3 separate regions of the Homo sapiens genome follow, and regions 1 and 3 are each linked to region 2. A link is a contact called in ENCODE Hi-C or POLR2A ChIA-PET data. All regions are on one chromosome and are shown on one strand. Each heading gives the region's core, a stretch centred on a gene start or an enhancer-like site at or near the end of the contact. The rest is flanking DNA. Distances are from core to core; before and after follow the strand shown. Region 1 overlaps MTCL2 (microtubule crosslinking factor 2). Region 2 overlaps RBL1 (RB transcriptional corepressor like 1). Region 3 overlaps TLDC2 (TBC/LysM-associated domain containing 2).

The links. Hi-C counts contacts between places; a loop is a spot of excess contacts on that map. ChIA-PET counts read pairs that join two places held with the same protein, here RNA polymerase II (POLR2A). Pooled maps may share reads with other maps.
Region 1: a loop to region 2 is called in a pooled map, with 5 times the contacts of the local background. The contact joins two enhancer-like sites. A Hi-C loop is called at or near these places in 4 of 37 single-sample maps with no recorded cell type and 5 of 50 pooled maps. POLR2A ChIA-PET finds 5 or more read pairs at or near these places in 1 of 52 experiments (activated CD4-positive, alpha-beta T cell).
Region 3: a pooled map shows a loop between it and region 2 (4-fold over the local background). The contact joins two enhancer-like sites. A Hi-C loop is called at or near these places in 2 of 50 pooled maps. POLR2A ChIA-PET finds 5 or more read pairs at or near these places in 3 of 52 experiments (CD4-positive, alpha-beta memory T cell, T-cell and activated CD4-positive, alpha-beta memory T cell).

What each region holds. Positions count from the first base shown.
Region 1 is chr20:36,845,537-36,848,828 of GRCh38, reverse strand. All of the region lies in intron 1 of MTCL2 (microtubule crosslinking factor 2), which reads left to right. Among named protein-coding and RNA genes, the nearest start is that of MTCL2, 16 kb to the left of the region's middle. RefSeq lists enhancers at 2,529-2,578, 2,749-2,898. Within about 2 kb of position 1,593, at least 22 of the 41 ENCODE cell types and tissues checked have a DNase peak (open chromatin) inside an H3K27ac peak, as active enhancers do.
Region 2 is chr20:37,042,313-37,045,324 of GRCh38, reverse strand. It overlaps RBL1 (RB transcriptional corepressor like 1), which reads left to right. Exons shown (of 22, transcript NM_002895.5): 13 at 1,075-1,239. Among named protein-coding and RNA genes, the nearest start is that of RBL1, 52 kb to the left of the region's middle. RefSeq lists enhancers at 892-1,061, 1,802-1,901. Within about 2 kb of position 1,729, at least 6 of the 41 ENCODE cell types and tissues checked have a DNase peak (open chromatin) inside an H3K27ac peak, as active enhancers do.
Region 3 is chr20:36,889,420-36,892,516 of GRCh38, reverse strand. The region is part of intron 6 of TLDC2 (TBC/LysM-associated domain containing 2); the gene reads right to left. It overlaps SAMHD1 (SAM and HD domain containing deoxynucleoside triphosphate triphosphohydrolase 1), which reads left to right. Exons shown (of 16, transcript NM_015474.4): 16 at 1-2,288. Among named protein-coding and RNA genes, the nearest start is that of TLDC2, 15 kb to the right of the region's middle. Within about 2 kb of position 1,801, at least 2 of the 41 ENCODE cell types and tissues checked have a DNase peak (open chromatin) inside an H3K27ac peak, as active enhancers do.

The DNA of each region.
Region 1 (3,292 bases), core at 344-2,843, 200 kb after region 2:
TTTGTTCATAGGCCCAGAATAGAAGGAAATGCTACATTTTACTTAGAGGTCAGTGAAAAGGAAGATGTGATTTTCCAAGTTCATGGACTCCCTGAGTTCTGGTTCCAAGGAAAGATCTTGAAGTTGGTGGTTGGACTTTGAGTCCTGCTTGGAGGTCTCACCCCCTCCCCCTGCCTGTTTGCGTGTGCTTGGGCACCACCCACCTTCCCTGTGCTTCTCTGAAGTTCTTCATCTGTAGAACATGGATGATGGTTCCTGTCTTTCCTTACTGGGAGTGGGGGGTTCAGTGAGGATCTGTGAGATGATTCAGATGGAATGTCTTTGTAAACTGTGAAGCCCTCTGCTGCTGTGCAAGATCTTGCTATTATTAGCAGTAGTGTGAGCTCATGTTTGGCTGTCCGGCCCAGCCGGGACCAAGAGGCTCTTCCTGGACAATTCTCCCAGGATTCTTGGGAATCAGTCCATCGAGGGGAGCAGGTTTGCCTTTGAGAGGCTGCTTCCTGCAGGCTGAGCTCATGGTTTGGCAGGGGGTGGACAGAGATGCACCTTGTGGGCAGGGAGTGGGTGGGTGAGCAGGAGGTTCCCTACGTAGACAGACCCTGCCTACCCTCCTTGGGTGGCATAGGGATCTGCGACCAGTTCTGATCTGCCCAGGCTCTCCCTCTCTCATTTTTATTTAGAGACAGGGGTCTCACTCTGTCACCTAGCCTGGAGTGCAGTGGTGCACTCATGGCTCACAGCAGCCTGGAACTCCTGGGCTCAAGTGAACCTCCTGCCTCAGCCTCCTGAGTAGCTGGGGACTACAGGCACATGCCCAGCTAAGTTTTTAAAATTTTTTATTTTTTTGTAGAGACGGAGACTCACTGTGTTGCCAAGGCTGGTCTTGAACTCCTGTCTTCCTAACTCTTTGCAGCTGGCTGGGAGTTGTGGACTGGGCAGGACAGAAGCTATACTCTTTTTTTTTTTTTTTTTTTTGAGTCAGACTGTCTCTGTGTCACTCAGGCTGGAGTGTAGTGGTGCAATCCTTGCTTATTGCAGCCTCAACCTCCCAAGCTCAAGTGATCCTCCTGTTGCAGCCTCCTGAGTATCTGAGGCTACAGGTGTACAGCACCATGCCTGGCTAATTTTTAATTTTTTTGTAGAGATGGGGTCTCGCTATGTTGTCCAGGCTGGTCTCAAACTCCTGAGCTCAAGGGATCTTCCCTCTTTGGCCTCTGCAAAGTGTTGCGATTACAGGCGTGAGCCACCGCGCCTGGCCCCATACTCATTCTTTAATTCCTACATCTACCCATAGACAGTGACAGGTACCTGCTCTGTGCCACGGTCTGCCCTGGGTGATGCTGAGGACTAGACACAAACCAGCCCCTGCCCTTCTCCCTAGCTCTTGGGGAAGATTGACATGAAAACAGACAAATACAACCTAAAATTACCAGCACAACGGACCATAGATTTCAGAGTGTGGGGTTTGAATCAGAGTCTGGGAAGGAAATGTTCTGGAAGGATGAGATAGTCAGGAGTCAGCCTGGCAAAGGCCGTTCTAGCAGAGGGAATAGCTGAACAAATTGGAAGAGCACAGTTATGACGCACTGACCCAGGGCCACGTGGCTTGTTTGGAATCCAGCCCCGCAGGTCCCTTGCTCAAGCAGCTCTGCGAAGCTTCTGAGCCTCGTCTCCTCATCTGCAAAACAGGAACGTTTTCAGCACCTACCTCACAGGGTCGGTAAGAGGATTAAACTGTCAACTGATAATGCACGTACTGCCTGTGCGGGGGCCTGGTAATTAGTGAGCCTCCTAATAGGTGGTAGCCGTGTTTTGTTTGTTGAAACAGTCTGTCTCTGTCGCCCAGGCTGGAGTGCATTGTTGCAATCTCAGCTCACTGCAACCTCTGCCTCTGGGTTTCAAGCGATTCTCCTGCCTCAGCCTCCCGAGTAGCTGGGATTACAGGCACACGCCACCAAGCCTGGCTAATTTTTTTGTATTTTTTTGTAGAGATGGGGTTTCACCATGTTGGTCAGGCAAGTCTCAAACTCCTGACCTCAGGTAATCCATCCGCCTCGGCCTCCCAAAGTGCTGGGATTACAGGCGTGAGCCGCCGTGCCTGGCCAATGGTAGCCATTTCTAAAGTCACAGCCTATTTGGACGCTGGAGGGCTGGGGTAAGGCGGGAGTAGGGAGGAGACCAGGGGCTGGCTCAGGACCCGGTAAGGGGACTTGGACCTACTGCAGAAGCTGGTGAGAACCGGTGGAAGAGATAGAAAGCCGTCTACCTTCTTCAGATTTTCTCCAAAAACAGCTATTAACTGTAATCAGAGCAAAAAAGCATTCTCTAGAAAGGGAAGCACTGCCTATCCTGGCAGCAGTGTGGGTGCCCTGGTCCCCCATCCTCCCCCATGCTCCTATTCCCCGTTTCTAGTCCAGCTAAAAAATCTGGGTTAGCTTCAAGAGTAGCCTTTAAGGTGAAGAGGTCAACTTGAAGGAGGTGGCCAGGCCGTGGTGGGGCTGAGGGTCAGGGGCCCCAAGGCTCTGAGGTGGGCACTACCAGGCACTGTGCCCTTTTGTTGTCTGGCAGAGGATGAGGCTTGGGGTTTCCCCAGTGGTGTTGAGGGGATTTTTTTTTTTTTTTTGAGACACAGTCTCGCTCTGTTGCCCAGGCCGGAGTGCAGTGGTGCGATCTTGGCTCACTACAACCTCTGCCTCCCAAATTCAAGCAATTCTCTTGCCTCAGCCTCCCAAACAGCTGGGATTACAGTCGTGAGCCACCACAGCTGGCTAATTTTTATATTTTTAGTAGAGACAAGGTTTCACCATGTCTACAACTTTGTTCCATAGCCACGAGGCCTACTGAGTCCAGTGGAGCTGGGCCTCTCCCTCCCCACTTCCACACAGTTAGGGGGTCTGGGAGCTGGGAGAGGCTCTTCAGAACCACTGAGCTGTCTGTGAAGGAGCTGGGAAGCCTGTGCTCCTCACCCCCACCTCCCAGGGCCCCCCACCCCCAGCTCCTTCAGTTGGATCTGTCACTGGAGAGCTCTCCTGGGATGGAGGCCCAGACTGCATGACCACAGAGCCCCAGAACATTCTTAGGCTCCCTGAGGACTGTGAACCTCTGGAACAGAACAAAGGCCTGCCCTCTGGGTCCCCTCCCCAAGCCCCAGCAGCACCTCTCCTAGCCCCACCTCGGGCCCGGAAAGCCCAGCGCCCCTGCCTAAGTCCTGCATTCGCCAGCCTCTCCCGCCCACGTCCCTGCAGACCCAGCCTGGGGCCACAAGCCTGCCTTTGTCAGCTCACCCTCTCAC
Region 2 (3,012 bases), core at 480-2,979:
ACCATCCTGGCTAATATAGTAAAACCCCATCTCTACTAAAAATACAAAAAATTAGCCAGGCATGGGGGCACGTGCCTGTAGTCCCAGCTACCCGGGAGGCTGAGGCAGGAGAATCGCTTGAACCTGGGAGGCAGAGATTGCAGTGAGCCGAGATGGCGCCGCTGCACTCCAGCCTGGGTGACAGAGTGAGACTCCGTCTCAAAATAAATAAATAAATAAATAAATAAATAAATAAATAAATAAGTAAATAAATGTGAATATTAAAGTCATACATCATAATCTATTAACAATCATATTATTAATATTTTGTGTATATAAACTTTATTCTAGATACTTCCCTTATAAAATGGAATTATAGTGTATATACGCAAAGTCACTTTAAATAGTTCATTCATTCTGTTATTTTGAGTTAGTGGAAAAAATAGTCTGGAAAGGAGCAATACATTCAAAATAGAACTAGACTTGGAACCCAAGACCTGACTTCTCCCACTGTTGGTCTGTTGACCAGTTTTCACCTATCGTTGCCTCAAGTTGTCATTTATAATATAAAACGTGAAAAACAGAAATATATGTGAACATATTTTAAAGAACTTAAAAACTCCTTTATAAATTAGAAGATGTTAGTAAGCCACAGAATTATGGTTCAAAGATGACTTTGGTTCTGTGCCACAGAATAAGGCCACAGTGGCCGGGCGCAGTGGCTCACAACTGTAGTCCCAGCACTTTGGGAGGCCTAGGCGGGCAGATCACCTGAGGTCAGGAGTTCTAGACCAGCCTAGCCAACATGGTGAAACCTCGGCTCTACTAAAAACTACAAAAATTAGCCAGGTGTGGTGGCAGGTGCCTGTAATCCCAGCTACTCGGGAGGCTGAGGCAGGAGAATCACTTGAACCTGGGAGGCAGAGGTTGCAGTGAGCCAAGATCACACCACTGTACTCCAGCCTGGGCAACAGAGGGAAACTCCGTCTCAAAAAAAAGAAGAAGAAGAAGAAAGCCACAGCTAGTCCTACATGCAAGTCCAGACTAGAACTAACTGCTTGAAACCACATTGCCTTCTCACTTTCTCCTCTGCAGGTTATTGAGGTGGTGATCCGCTCAGAAGAGGGGCTCTCAAGGGACATGGTGAAACACCTAAACAGCATTGAAGAACAGATTTTGGAGAGTTTAGCATGGAGTCACGATTCTGCACTGTGGGAGGCTCTCCAGGTTTCTGCAAACAAAGTTCCTACCTGTGAAGAAGTGAGTCTGGGCAAGGCTGATAATCGTATCATTAAAAAAAAAAAAAAAAAAACCAGCTTTATTGAGAGATAATTCCTATACCATAGAGTTCACCCATTTTAAGTGTACAATTCAGTGGTTTTAGTATATAAATAGATATGTGCAGCCATAACCACAATTTTAGAATATAGTCATCACTTCAAAAAGAAACCTACATCCTTTAGCTATCACTTCCCTACCCCCGAATCTTCTCCCTAGCTGTAAGTAACCACTAATCTACTTTCTGTCTCCATAAATTTGCCTATTCTAGACATTTCATATAAATGGAATCATAAAAATGTAGTCCCTTTTGACTGGGCATCTGTCACTTAGCATAATGTTTTTAAGGTTCATCCATGTTGTAGAATGTATCGGTATTTCATTTCCTCTCTTTTTTTAAGGCGGGGTTTCACTCTTGCCCGGGCTGGTGTGCAGTGGACAAAGATGGTGCACTGACTACACCCTCAACTTCCTCGGCCCAAACTGTCCTTCTGCCTCTCAAGTAGCTGAGACCACAGGCACATACCACCACACCCACACCCGGCTAATTTTTTTTTCTTTCTGTTTTTCTTTTTTTGAGATGGAGTCTTGCTCTGTCACCCAGGCTGGAGAGCAGTGGCACAGTCTCGGCTCACTGCAACGTCTGCCTCCCAGTTCAAGCAATTCTCTGTCTCAGCCTCCCGTGTAGCTGGGATTATAGGCACCCACCACCACACCCGGCTAATTTTTTTTGTACTTTTTTTAGTAGAGACGGGGTTTCACCATCTTGTCCAGGCTGTTCTTGAACTCCTGACCTCATGCTCCACCTGCCTCAGCCTCCCAAAGTGCTGGGATTAGAGGCTAGAGGCTTGAGCCACCGCGCCTGGCCACACCCGGCTAATTGTGTGTGTGTGTGTGTGTGTGTGCACGCGCGCATGTGTGTGTAGAGACAGGATCTTGCCATGTTGCACAGGCTGATCTCAAACTCCTGAGCTCAAGCAGTCCTCCCATCTCAGCCTCCCAAAGTGCTAGAATTGCAAGTGTGAGCCACCACATCTGGCTCATTTCCTTTTGTTGCTAAGTAATATTCCATTGTATGGATGCTACATTTTATTTATCCATTCATCGGTTGATAAATATTTGAGTTGTTTCCACCTTTTGACTTTTTTTTTTTTTTTTTTGGAGGGGGGGGGACAAGATCTCACTCTGTCACCCAGGCTGGAGTGCAGTGGCGCCATCACGGCTCACTGCAGCCTCAACCTCCCAGGCACAAATGATCTCCCCACAGCCTTCTGAGTAGCTGGGACTACAGGCACACACACCACACCTGGCTAATTTTTGTAGTTTTTGTAGAGATGGGATCTCCCTATGTTGCCCAGGCTAGTCTTGAATTCCTGGGCTCAAGCGATCCTCCCACCTCAGTTTCCCAAAGTGCTGGGATTACAGGCATGAGCCACCACAACTAACCCCTTTTGGCTATTATGATTGATGCTGCTATGAACATTCAGGCACAAGTTTTTGTGTGAACATATGTACATATGTTTTCATTTTTCTTGGAGTGGAATTGCAGGTTCATATGGTAACTCTGTTTAAGCTTTTGGGAAACTGTCAGACTGCTTTCTAAAATGGCTGCACCATTTTATTGTTCCTACGGTCAATGTAGAAAGATTCCAGTTTCTTCATATCCTTGCTAATGCTTGTTATTATCTGCCTTTTTAATCCTGCCATTCTAGTAGGAGTGAAGTAATATCTCATTGTGGTTTTATTTGCATTTCC
Region 3 (3,097 bases), core at 552-3,051, 150 kb after region 2:
ACCCAGCTTACTCTGAACTTTTATGACAGATGATTGTTTTTTGTTTTTAATGTAGAAATGAGACAAGGGTACAAATTGGAACTAGAAATTGACATTGTCATTGACAAACATGGCTAAAAACAAAACATCAAATCCTGCCCCCGTGAAGAGTTCCCTGTCACCTCAAGTTTGAGGATAGTCCTCTAAGAGTGACCTAAGCATAAGTGAAAGACACCTCCCCTCACCCTTCTAGCCCCCTACAAGGTGCCAGGTTGGGGTAAAGAGTTGGAGATGATGGCCAGGAGTGGCCTCCAACACGCTGGTGAGAGGCCTGATTAGGTTTTGGGGAAGATCTGAGAGCTCTGGCCTCTTCGTGAGTGGAACATAAAGCCGCCTCTTGTTGGGAGATCCTACCCCAGTGACAGAGGAATCCCCCAAACTAGGCTGTGCCCTGGCTCCGTGGCGGCTCCAGACCCGGGTAGTGCCTTTGTCCCCTGAATACTCACTCCCCCGGTCCAGAGGGCCTTCCCACTGCCCAGCCTGGAGAAGGCCTCCCCTGACCTGCTCTCTCAGTATCCTGGAGAGCTGGCCAGAGGCCATCACAGGCATCATCCTCAGAGCTCCTCAGACCTGGGACTTTGTTTTTGCTGGTTCAGTGCATTTTGTGTATTTAAGAGCAAACACTAGCCAGGCGTGGCGGCGTGTGCCTGTAGTCCCAGCTACTTGGGAGGCTGAGGCAGGAGGATTGCTCGAACCTGGGAGGCGGAGGTTGCAGTGAGCCTAGATCACGCCATTGCACTCCAGCCTGGGTGACAGAGTGAGACTCCATCTCCAAAAAAAAAAGCACAAACACTGCACTGCCTGTGCTGAAATTAGTGACCACCCAGTGGGCTCCAGGCTCCGCTAGGTAACTTCGTTTTCCCAGCAGTGGAGTGGGCACCACCTTGGTGGGGCAGTGCCCCTGTGCCCAGGGCACACCTCATTCCCAGTTCTATAGCAATTCACCAAGAACAAAGTCTGCAGTTAGAGCCAAAGCTGGTGGTGGCCAGAGGGTGCTGAAGATACAGGCCAGTGGGGATGGGAGCCATGAGCCCCGAATGTCTTCTGCTCTGATGCTCCCCGGACTAAGCCTCCCTGGCACACTGGGAGTGAGGGGCAGCCTGAGCAAGTAGGGGAACTCAGACCACAGGCCAGCAGATTTCCCAGCAGTCCATCACTGGCCACCGTGTAGCCAGATTCTGTTCCGTCCACACTGGGGTGAAGAGTACTTGGAATGTCTGCCATCCTGTATGATCACCCCACCCCCTGTCCATCCATCAGTAGATAATAAGGGTTGGTTACAATTCATAAGAGAATAGTTAAAACACTTCTCCTCTCATGCCTACCATGGTGCTGTATCAAGGGGATTTGTTCACATATGGGCTCAGCAACGCACAAGTGAGGTCAGCCATGGCACTAGGTCATTCCCATTTTAGCCAAGGTGCCTCTATAGGGGTCAGACATCATGTGCCCAGACCTAAGGTCAGGAATGTCATATTTTTCTGTTAAAATCATTTTATTTCTGTGTATCTTACCTTTAAATCATTGTGGTTTACTCTGAGATTCTGTAGTCCTAATATTGTATCATTGTGCTGTCTGCAAAACAACTTGAATCTATTTTGTTTGCATCTTTTGTTACATGTAACGCAGCTGTACTTTATGTTCTTTGCAACTGTTTCCATTATGAGAACGCTGTGCTATTTACAAGGTTACATTTTTCTTGGCCAGGCGAGGTGGTCATGCCTGTAATCCCAGCACTTTGGGAGGCCAAGGTGGGCGGATCACTTGAGGTAAAGAGTTGAGACCAGCCTGGCTAGCATGGCGAAACCCAGTCTCTACTAAAAATACAAAAATTAGCCGGGTGAAATTAGCCGGGCGTGGTGGTGTGTGCTTGTAATCCCAGCTACTCGGGAGGCTGAGGCAGGAGAATCGCTTGAATCCGGGAGGCAGAGGTTGCAGTGAGCCAAGATCAGGCCACTGCACTCCAGCCTCGGGGTCAAGAGCGAAACTCTGTCTCAAACAAAAAGAAAGAAAGGAAGGAAGGAAGGAGGGAAGGAAGGAAGGAAAGAGAGAAAGAAAAGAAAGAAAGAAAGAAAGAAAGAGAAAGAAATATCTTTGCTATTTGTATAAAAATGGAAATTTTAACAGCTTAGCCTCTAGAGAGTTACTGAACGTGGTTACCTTGGGAATGTAAATAGAACTGCAAATTAAAATGACTGGCCACTTCAACTGGGTAAGGGAAACAGCTGCAATAAAGCTTCGTGAATATATATCTCCATCTTGAAAGTTGTGTTCCACAAAGGTTTCGACCTCTTTGTCCAAAAATGCATATTACTCATTTACTCCTTTCATACCTTCATTGTGAAATTAAATAACAGACTCACAAGCACCTGGCACTGGTGGCAGACAAAAAGGCCTCAACATTCTGCAGCAGGCCAGAGGAGGAACGACGCTGCTACAGTATTTATTAGTTCCAGTGCTCAAGCCCAGGTTTCTAAGGTTTGACAATATTCTGTAAGTTAAAATCATTTCCACACATACAGAGTAGAATCCTGTTTTTGTAAGTATACACACACACACACACACACATTCATGGAACATTGTCTGGAAGGATATACATGAAAATGTTAAGAGTTGGGGGGGGTTGAATTTTAGGCAATTTTAATTTTTTTAACGTCTTCTGGTTTTTCTACAATAAACATGAATCAGTTGTAGAACCTCTAAAATGATAATGTTCATGAGGTTGGTTTTCCTCGTTCAGTAGCTGGCGAGGAACAGCATAGTGAAAAATCTTCCCTTTGCCAGGAGGCAGGCACTAGCGGGGAAGAGATGTGGATTTTTCTGAGTTTTCTAAGACCCTGTTAGCTTAGGGTCTCTGTGCTGCTTGAGTAAGGTGTAAGCGTCTTTTAATCCTTCAAAGTCACCTCTGCAAAAGAGCAGTGCCTGCCCCCACCTGTATCTTGGGTCCCCAGGCCACAAGGAGGCTGGCCAGCAGCCTCGGCCAACTCTAGGGCCCTTCACCATCTGTGTTTCAAACAGCACAGGCTGCTGTGTGTCAGGAAGGCCTGGGTGGCATCAT